Linked DNA regions of Homo sapiens: region 2 is linked to region 1. A link is a loop called in an ENCODE intact Hi-C map of the cell type or tissue named here. Cell type or tissue: heart left ventricle. All regions are shown on one strand. Links, peaks and the distances in the headings refer to the core of each region. The heading gives the core; the rest is flanking DNA.

Evidence for each region. Peaks named below come from ENCODE experiments on the same cell type or tissue, not always from the same donor. Only the 100,000 strongest peaks of a DNase experiment are listed, where the experiment ranks them.
Region 2: a loop joins it to region 1, with 3 times the contacts of the local background. A loop is called at or near these places in 3 of 110 quality-filtered maps.

What each region holds. Positions count from the first base shown.
Region 1 is chr3:150,164,948-150,170,123 of GRCh38, reverse strand. No RefSeq gene overlaps it. Among named protein-coding and RNA genes, the nearest start is that of LINC01213, 71 kb to the left of the region's middle. In heart left ventricle, for the core only: no CTCF peak of the experiment used is centred there; no DNase peak of the experiment used is centred there; H3K27ac peaks cover 199 bases.
Region 2 is chr3:150,059,379-150,064,554 of GRCh38, reverse strand. No RefSeq gene overlaps it. Among named protein-coding and RNA genes, the nearest start is that of LINC01998, 20 kb to the left of the region's middle. In heart left ventricle, for the core only: no CTCF peak of the experiment used is centred there; no DNase peak of the experiment used is centred there; H3K4me3 peaks cover 645 bases; H3K27ac peaks cover 908 bases.

The sequences.
Region 1 (5,176 bases), core at 1,380-3,879:
ATTGTCTTCTTTCCTGCCCTCTCCCCCAAAATATACATTCCCACATACCAGGGGGAGGGAACCCCCAGCATTAGAATATTTGTGATTCTTTAAGACATCTGTTAACAAAACAGTTGTGGCCAGAGAGTTCCTGGATTTCCTTCTTGTGCCTGACACCTTGGCGTCCCCTCACCAAGGGTTTCTGGCTGCCATCTAGGCTTTGCCTGAACTGACCAACATGGCAGCCACTAGCCACATGAGGTGACTAAAATAAAAATGTAAATTAAGTAAAATTAAATATATTAAATTTTCAGTGCCTCAGGCACTGAAAGTGCTGAGTCACTTTCAAGTCACATTCAAGTCACATTTCAAGTGCTCAGGAGGCGCGTGCAGCTACTGGCTACTGTATCAGACAGCACACATATAGAGCATTTTCATTATCACAGAAAGTTCTATCAGACAGCACCGCTTAAGACTAACTAGGCAATTCACTCCAGCATCAATTCAGGCTTGCTTGATTTTATGATTAAATTGACTCGTTGTTTGAATTTATTAATCAGTTTAGTTGGAATAACTGTGCACTCAGGCAGCTGTTGAGATGACAGAAGTGATTTGTTCCATAAAATGTTAATGGCAAGAGTACAAGTATGAACAATAGTAATAGCTGACATTTACTGAGCACTTATGCTTCAGGCACTGCGCTAAGGACTTAACCTGCATTATCTCATAATCTTGGCAACAACTTTATTATTATCCCAATTTAACAGGAGGGAAAAATTAATAGCACAGGTGCAAAGGGTCTTTAGCATTCATCTCTTTGACCCTCTCAGTTGACAAAGCTCAGACTCTGAAGTTGGACTGCCTGAATTTGATTGAGTGGCCTTGGGCAAGTAACTTAACCTCGTTGTGCCTCAGTTTTCTCATCTGTAAATGGAGAAAATAGTAGGCCCTGGCTGATAGATTATTGTGAAGTTTCAACATGAACAGTTCATATGAAGTACTAAGAACACAGTAAGTGTTAACTGCTTAGATTATTTATTGTAGGTGAGGAAAATCCAAGGAGATTAATGCCCAAGGTCACATAGTCAATAAAAGCCCAGTACTCTTTCCATTATACAAACTCTTCTTGCATGTAAGTCACATTGTGCCCTCCTTCCTTACCCCCACAAGCTTTCACTAGCTTGGCCCCTTTTATCTTAATCACTTAGCAGCCAACTGCTAGTATGATGAGTGACATCAGCACTTTTGCTTTGGCAAAGTCTGCGATGACTGTCCCATGGAGGCAGCCAATTTCCAGAGCTTTCTGGCTTGGTGACATGTGGAGAATAACCTAGATGATCTCCAAGGTCCCTGTCACTCCCAACGTTCTCAGATGATTTAAGCTAAGAAAGCAAAGGCAAGTTTCCCTATTAGGTAAAAGAGAACACATCTTTTGACCCAGTTGTCTGGATCTTAAGGTTTTTGTTTTCTTTTTTCTTTTTTTCTTTTTTTATTTTTAGGAGAGAAATAGTTGAAAAAAAGAAAAAAGATTAGCTCACTAGACTAGCAATATCCTGGCAGTCACTTACACAGCACTTTTTATTTATATGGAGCCTCAGTTACCTACATGTGGGTATGTTAGAGTGGTCCTGATGCCAGGCACTGCCTGAGATACTCTTTTTGGTTCACGCTTATGCTGACCCAAGGTGCTCACGTTAGAGTACTTGGTTTTCTTAAGAGGATGTCAACTCATTGAGGTTTCATGTGATTGGATCTGTCTGTTCCTACCTGAAAATTTGAGGATTGAAGAGAAAAATTCTCTTTAACCTCCGCACCAGGAATGGCTGCACAACTCTTGAGCAGCTGATTGGTTTCTATCTTATAGACACTGAATACATAATTCATAGTATTTTTCTGATCTTGTTGGCTGCTACAGCCAAATTTGCAACCTGTTTCTAGCAATATGGCATGGATTTGGTACACAAAACCTACCCCTGGTGGCTTTTTCATATTTTTTCCTATCGTCGTTTCAATTCTTCAATTATTTTCAGCACTATGCAGGATAGAGGATATAAATAATAAAGGTAATCTCTGGTCTAATTTCAGGACCTGGAAAAAGCCCCGGGCATCCCAGGCTATTCAGTTTTCTCCAAAGGGCTTAGGCCTTCTCATTTTTTAATTGCACAAAAAATATAAATTGTGGACACCACAGATGCTATTGTTCCCTGTGGTGTGATGGAGTGTTGCACAGATCATGTTGTGCTATGGGAGAGGGGTAAGAGAAAAAGGTACTGGTTATAAAAAAGAAAAAGGCAAAAAGGGGATCCAAAATATAAAAGGAAAGAATTAGAATTGAGGGGGTTAGCTTGGAGACACTGGAGATAAATTTGCCTGCATGACTGTTTTTCCATGAGCCAATCTTCAGCACTCATCAGCTCCATCTGGCACAGGTACCCAGGGAGGCCTTCTGCAGTGCAGTTTTAAAATCTACTTTAAGCTTTCTATGGCAGTAATTCTCAAACTATTTGCATATGGATCATTGTAATTCTTACCAAAATTATTTTGATTCAGTAGATCTTGGATGGGGCCTAAGATTCTGCATTTTTAACAAGGTTCCAGGTGATGGAGATGCTATGAATTCAAGATCCACACTTTGAATATCGAGAATCTACAGGTCTTATATGGCAGCAGTTGGCAATTGGGGATTTCTGGACTCACGATCTTCTGGGTCCAAGCCATCTTTTCCAGTCTTGCTAGTGAAGATCTCTGAGGTTTAAAGTCAGCATTACTTGGATTTCCATACATTGCTGATCATAATGTAAAATAGTGCAGCCACTTTGGAAAACAGCCTGCCATTTCCTCAGAATGTTAAACATAGAGTTATCATATGACCCAGCAGTTCTACTCCTACGTATATACTTAGGAGTAATGAAAGCCTATGTTTATGAATAAACCTGTATACAAATACTTATGGCTGCATTAATTCATAATAGCCCAAAAGTGGGAATAGCCCAAATGTCCACAAACTGATGAATGGATAAAACTGTGGGTTATCCATACCAGAGAATATTTTTCAGCAATAAAAAGGAATGAATTACTCACACACGCCACACCATGGATGAATCCTGAAAACGTTACGCTAAGTGAAAGAAGCCAGTCATAAACATCCAGGTGTTGTGTGATTCAATTTATATGAAATACCCAGAATAGGCAAATCTATGGAGACAGAAAGGAAATTAATTGTTGCCAGTGGCTCAAGGGAGGTGGAAAGGGGAGTGACTGCTAATGGGTACAAGGTTTTTTTGGAGATGATGAGAATGTTCTGAAATTAGATTGTAGTGATGGCTGCACACCTCTATAAATATTAAAAGCCACTGAATTGTACACTTAAAGTGGGTGAATTTTATAGGTGAATTATATCTCAAAGCTGGTAAAAGTCTTGTAGAGGTAGAGGGGTGCAGAGTATATCTTAAGAAAGCCTGCATGCACTGCCTTCTATCCAAGCAGTAGTTCTCTGCCCTATCTGGGGGTTCATGCTTCCCCTTCTCCTTGTTGGGAAACCCTACACCTCATTATATGCTCTCTCAGGTCTTGGTGATGTATCTATATTTAAAGTAATCTCACCCAGATTTTTTGAGTGTGCTAGAATATTGGGTTATTAAAAATAGGCTGTGAAACATCAGAAAAATTTCAAACTTTTAATGCTCTAATTTTAATTTCTAATTAAATGAACACTTCATCTGACGTTGCAACAGAGTGCACGCTTCGTACTGTCAGTAGTGTTGTGACAACAAGCCTGAGTTAAAAAAGTTATGGAAGCTCAGGTCAATTGACTTTTCCTGCTTTGCTTATAAGACCTCAATTCCCACTTAGAGTCCATAAATATCTGCAAAACCAAACCAGCGAGAACGTTGCTCAAACCTTGCTTTTAGAATGATAATTTACTTTCATTTAATAAATATGGGCACTTCGTCTTCTGTATCTGTTCTCAAAAAGCTGATGCTATATTATTTACTGATAAATAAAATTTGGAAATCTGCATCAGACCTAATGGATATCAATACCTTTAATTTAAAGGTGGATTTTCTGTCATAAATATACATTTTAAAATGTAAATAAAATTAATAACTTGTGCTTGCAATTTAAAGGATTTACCACAATACAAAAAAATCCTCAGCTGATGGGTTTTTTTTTTGACAATGCTAGCTTTGCATGTGAATGGAGAAGCTCATTCCTTACAGGGTGTGATTGGCAACTGGCCAATTGCCCTCTCCTTTCCCATCTTCTGCCCACCCTGTCCCAACAGTCTCCATTGACTATGACTGAAATTACACAGTTAAAGGTTTAGTTATTTCACTGGCTTAGTTATTGCTCTACTGATCTTTTTAAAAAATACAAAAACCCTTGGGAGAAGCATATTTAACACTTTTGAATCACCAATACCTTGGCTAAATAGATTCCTTATCAGATAGTTTTCACCCTGATAACTCAGAGCAGCACTCAGCAAAAAGGGAATCAGAGGCCTGGTGCATCCCCTAAGGTCATCATTACTTAGTTCAGAGGCTTAGTTTCTTTATTTACAAAAAGAGAACAATGGGCCAGGCTCAGAGGCTTATGTCTGTAATACCAGGACTTTGGGAAGCTGAAGGAGAAGGATCATTTGAGCCTAGGAGTTTGAGACCAGCCTGGGCAACATAGTAAGACCTTGTCTCTACAAAACAAATTTTTAAAAAATGAGCTGGGTGTGGTGATGTACACCTGTAGTCCTAGTTATTTAGGAGGCTGAGGCAGGAGAATCACTTGAGCTCAGAAGTTCTCTAGGCTGCAGTCATAGGCTGCAGTCAGTCATGATCATGCCATTGCACTCCAGCCTGGGTGATAGAGCAAGGCTCTGTCTCAAACAAAACAAAACAAAAAACCCAGATATAAAAATGTTTAATAAAATTTAAGCACATCAAATTTAACATTATATAAAAAGAACAGTACTTTACAACAAAGTCAGGTTTACAAGGGGCTTGCTCTCTAAAAACAGCCTTCTTCTTTCCCGATAGATTGTAAGTCTGTGTTTGTAAAGTCATGATTCTCTGTAAGAAGATGAATTGTATGGATGACTATTTTACTATTGGTTACTGCTGCATCTATCAACTTGGGGAGAAATGTATTAGAGACAAAATAAAATGGTTTTAATCTTAAAAGAAAAGAGAGAACAATGGTGGTG
Region 2 (5,176 bases), core at 994-3,493, 110 kb after region 1:
CTTAAACAGATATTAAAAATTATTATTTAGTCAGGATTTATTGATGTAAATCACATTCACAATATAGTGTTGAATATAATGTACTAAAGAGTATATATGGCATAATTTTTTTAAAAAAAAATTTAAAATATCTTTTTAAGGCCAAGAAAGACACACATTAAAATATCCGTAGCAATTATTTCAAGGTGTTGGAAATAGAGGTAATTTTTACTTTTTCTTGATATCTTTCTTTCTAGTCTTCTTTACAAACAAAATTTTAAAAAACTACGTGTATGTATTTTTTCTAACTAAGAAACATTTCCCCTGAACAACATTTCTCTAACTGAAATCCATGTGATTTTGAAAGAAGGAACAACAACAAAAATGCCATTGCCACAAATTCAACATCTCCAAGATGTACTGTCTTTCCCATCCAACCTGCTTCTCCTTCCTGCTTGACTTATTGGGACCATCCTTGAACTCACAAACCCAGGCATTTGTTACCCAAACCAAGTTGCAGTGAGTTGCAATGACTAAAAAGACCACATGGCAAAAGTGAGGTTATACTTAGGATGGGCTGAGGGGCCATGCATTCCAGGCAGGAAGAAGAAAATGAACAAGGGCTGGCATTTAAGAATATGCACATCGTCATTGAAAAACTGTGAGGAAACACGAGTGGATGAGTGGGGAGTTTGTGAGGCGTATAGTAGGAAGTAAGATAAAGTGGGCCAGATTAGAGGGTCTTAAATACCAGGCTGAGGGGTCTTCAGTTTATCCAGGAAATGATGGGGCTGTTGAGCTTTTGAGCAATAAAATGACTAAAGGTAATTGGAATCTTTGAAAGACTCATCTGAAGGCAGAAAGCAAAAAGATCAGTTTTACTGCTGCTGTTCATATCTGGGATGAGAAGAGCCTGGATTAAAATAATTAAAATAGCAGCAGTGGCAGAGGAAAAAGAGACAAATGAAAGACTCCCCAAGGAAATAAAATATTTACAATTTGGATTCAAGATGTCCATCTACCAGGAGTACACCTACAGGCTTGTCCCAACTCTGGGAAGAGACCCTCCCTGACCTCTCAGACATACAGCTGACACTCTACCATCCAACAGGGAAAACAACTGTGAAGCTGGCCATCAAGCCATCAGGCAGGTCTCACTGGGATAGTTGCCCATGGCCACAAGCATATTTGTCCAGGCACAGTTCAGAACATCCCAGTGAGCGGGTATTACTGGTGTGTTCTCCTCCTACCCAATTTAAAGATGAGGAAAATCATGACCAGGAACATTGAAATGACTTGTTAAAAGTCTCACAGCTATTAAGTGGCAAAGCTAGAACCAGGGAGGAAAATAAACTATTGAGCACCCATGGTGGATTAGGCAATGGGCTAGGCATTCATATACTTTACTGGGATTAATCCTCACGGTAACCCTAGGTGCTGTTATTATTCCCATTTTATAGATGAAGAAACTGAGGCTTACAGAAATTAAGAATCCCTCCCAAAGTAGGCAAAGAGATTTAGGGTTGGAATTCATGTCTGTCTGATTCCGAAGCCCTATGCTGTAGTCCACTGCTATACAACAAATCACACAAGGACAGAGGAAAAATTTAAAGACCACCAAGGGCAATGATCCAGCCCCAGTCCAAATTACTGGAGTAAATGAGCCGAGAAATTTCAATTCACTCGTCAGTATGTATAAGGATAGAGTCTGTTTTCCTGCTAATCAGCCTTGCAGTTTGGCCCAGACCTGTCTCCTAGCAGCTTTCTCTCCTCCAAGCCACATACAGGCCTGTGAACAAATACTCAGTGGTGCTTGGAGTCACAGAAGGGCTCGACTTTTTTGATCGCGACAGAGAGGAACTCAGTGTTAGCAAACTGAAAGCAGAAATCCCAACTGCCAGAGAGATCCTTACACTTTGTACAATGCCTGTTTCCTAAAAAACCAAGCAGTCCTAACTAATCGTCTGTTGTGACTCATCAGCAGAATGTTCTTTGGACAGACAGAGCTCAGAAGCTTCCAACAAAAAGTAAGATCGGCCCTTTGGAACAGCTTTTTCTCCCTTAGGGGTTGAAACTTCTGAACAGAATGCTTTAGTTAGGGTCAAGTTTCACTGGGACCTTAAATATAATTTCTTCTCTGTGGAGAGATCAGTGGATGAAGAAAAACCAGAGGCCTGGAAGATGCCGTGGGGGTTCCACTCATCCTTTTCCTGGTTTCACTCCTTTGCTACCTTGCAGGGGAGGGACAAAAACCTAAAAACAGAGTTTATTAGGACTCTATTGTTTAGGTTTACACTGAAGTAAAACATTTGTTTCATATCTCACCTACATTTACCTAGTTTCCTGGAAATTCCTTTCATGATCCCACAGTCTAGCTACCCAAAAAATTAAAAACTAACCTCAGGTAAAATTTATATGAATGAAACGAATCTGGGTAGTGAAAGGTATTCTGTCCCAGCCTGTGGGGGTTTTGTATTCCTGATACACCCAGCCATGTATACACTATCCAAATTTGTCCACGCTTTTCCCATGAACCTCACAAGCAATGATCTGTAACCTCCACAGATAAATACCATTTTTTCACATCATACCTCTGATTTGGCACTCATATCCACACAGACACATGGAGAGACCAGAGAACATTGAAAAAAAAAATGTGTGCCTTTAAGAGAATGTTGTTGCTGCTTAGTATTGCTGTGCATATTCCTCTCTCTCTCCAGCTGGTTTTTCAAGTCCCTGAGGGTAGGAACCATGCCCTGTGCATCTTAGAGCCCCCACAGAGAGTCTAGTTTGTTGTGGTAGGTATTCAATGAATAGGTTAGAAGATACAGGCCGGCTCAGAGAGTAGGTCAGGGAGACAGCCAGGAGGAAGGAACGCCAAACACAAAGGAACATCTAAAACTTGAGAACAGACCACTTCTGCAGTGCCCATGATAATGCTGAGTTGGATCTGATTTTGCCACTGAGTTCCAGTGGTACAGGCATAAAGCCCAAAGTGGTGTCAGGTGGCTGCCATAGGGAGATGAGGCAGCAGCTGGTTGGCAACTTCTGAACTGGCCGGAGTGAAAGGGGAGATGATTCAAAGGGAATCTCACTTGTCGCTCCAAGACCTGATATGCCTTGGAAACAATTGGTGAAGCTTCAACAATTACCAGAAGTCCTCAGCCCTTTGGTTGTGGGTGGCACTGATCTATGACACAGCCTCCAAGTCCTGGCAGGCTTTGAGAGGGCAGAAAGGACACTGCTGGTGCAGAGATTTCTATATTTAAGATGGTTGTCTCAGCCTCTGATTTGGAAACAGTTTGTCGTAGCTAAAGCATGAGTGCTTCTCTATGGGGTTGTTTCTTTGCAGTTGACACCCTACATTGAAAAAGCCATTTTTTGTTCTTTGTTTCAAGAGGTAGCCCATCTGGATATTTTACATGTTTGCAGTAATAATTATAAAACAGAAGGACTGTTTAATTTATAGTTAAGCAAAGAAGCTGGGGTCACTGATCTTGGCTTCGAAATAGAGATTATTTCGAAGAGCACATGCTTGTTGCGAAAACATGCAGCATCTTATATGATGGTTAGTGGTAAGAGAAGATCCAGAATTTCTATAATGGAGGGGTTTAAGGTACTCATATGTTTGGAAATAGAGAAGGAGGCTGGAAGCTGCATTTACATGGTAACTTTCACAATATTGGGAAAACCTCGATTTTCTATACCAAGAGTGGAGTGAGGACTAAAGTCCCCCGAACTACAATCATCATCCTTCCTACCCCTGAGGTGTCACTGCTTTTAGCTTAATGCTGTATTTCATCATGATTCTCAATCTTTCCCATTCCTTCCAAGGAAAGCCTTGTTTAGTTTTGGCATTTTACTCTGAAATGTTCATTTCAACCTATGATTTATGTAGCAATATGGGTTATTGTTGACTCCTCTCTTTTGAACCTACCCTCTGTGGGTTCTCCCATAGTCACAGCCTAAAACCAGGACCCCATCGTCTCTCTCCCAGACTGTTCTAAAGACCTCCTGCCCTCCTTCTCATTTATCCTGTTGCTTGATGGACTTTCTTAATGCATATTTGAGTGTCACTCCCCTTCTTTAACAGTTCTCTGCAGTATCCAATCTGACTTCCTTAGCATGACATCTCTAGGCTTTTATGACCTGACCCTTGCCTACCATTCTTATAAAAATGAAAATAGTTCTTTCTGTTGTTGCAGAGGTTAATAATTTAATGAAGGCCTTTGTAACTGGTCTCCATGATTAGGGATTACTGAACCCTCTGCAGCACTTTGTAGCTGCCTCCCAGTGACTTCTGCCTCCAGGGAGCAATCTCTGGTCAAGAAATAATGACCACCACTGGAATCTGTTAAAAAATGAACTCTCTTAGGCTTTTCCCAAGGACAGTCGTATAAGGGAGGGTGAGTTCAAATCAGGGCAGGTTACATATGGCACTCCTTTCCCAGGTAAATATCTTTACCTTGGCAGCAGACAAAGGTTTACGAATATTTTTTAGCATTCTGAAAGCTTTGAACAACTGAAATAGAAACAGCCAATCTAATTAACAGCACTATTCAGAAGCTGTTGACTCAAGGCCAAGCCTATTAAATGACAAGAGAAAGTACTCATTGTGGGCCCAATTGAGCCCAGAACTGCTGAGCTGTTGATTCATGCTAAAAAAATTACTGGTGTACTTTACTTTGTACTTTGCCACTGAGGCCCGCTAGGGGACGTTTACTCTTTGGGCTTTGAGATCTATATTAATTTATTATTAAAGATGAGTGGGGTTGGTGGCAGGCAAACTCTGACGCTGATGGAGAGACCCTAGTTGCCCTTAGAACCAGCCAAACTGGAAGAAGCCAGCCTTGGAGAAAGGCTCAAGAAGATGAGATTTGCCTCCTGGGCCCCAGCCTCCCCTTTTGGGACCCTCCATGGCACCTCATCGGAGTGACATAGAGACAGGGTTAACACTATAAAGTCATCAGGCCTGGGTTCAAATCCCTTAAGATACATGGCCTAGAGTAGGGGTTGTCAAACTAAGGCCTGAGAGCCAAATCCAGCCTGCCACCTGATTTTATAAAGAAAAGTTTTATTGGAACACAGCCGTGCTTACTCACTGAGGTATCGTCTATGACTGCTTTTGCGCTCCAGCGGTAGAGTCAAGTAGCCACAAGAGAGACCACACAGCTGTCAAAGATTAAAACATTTTTCA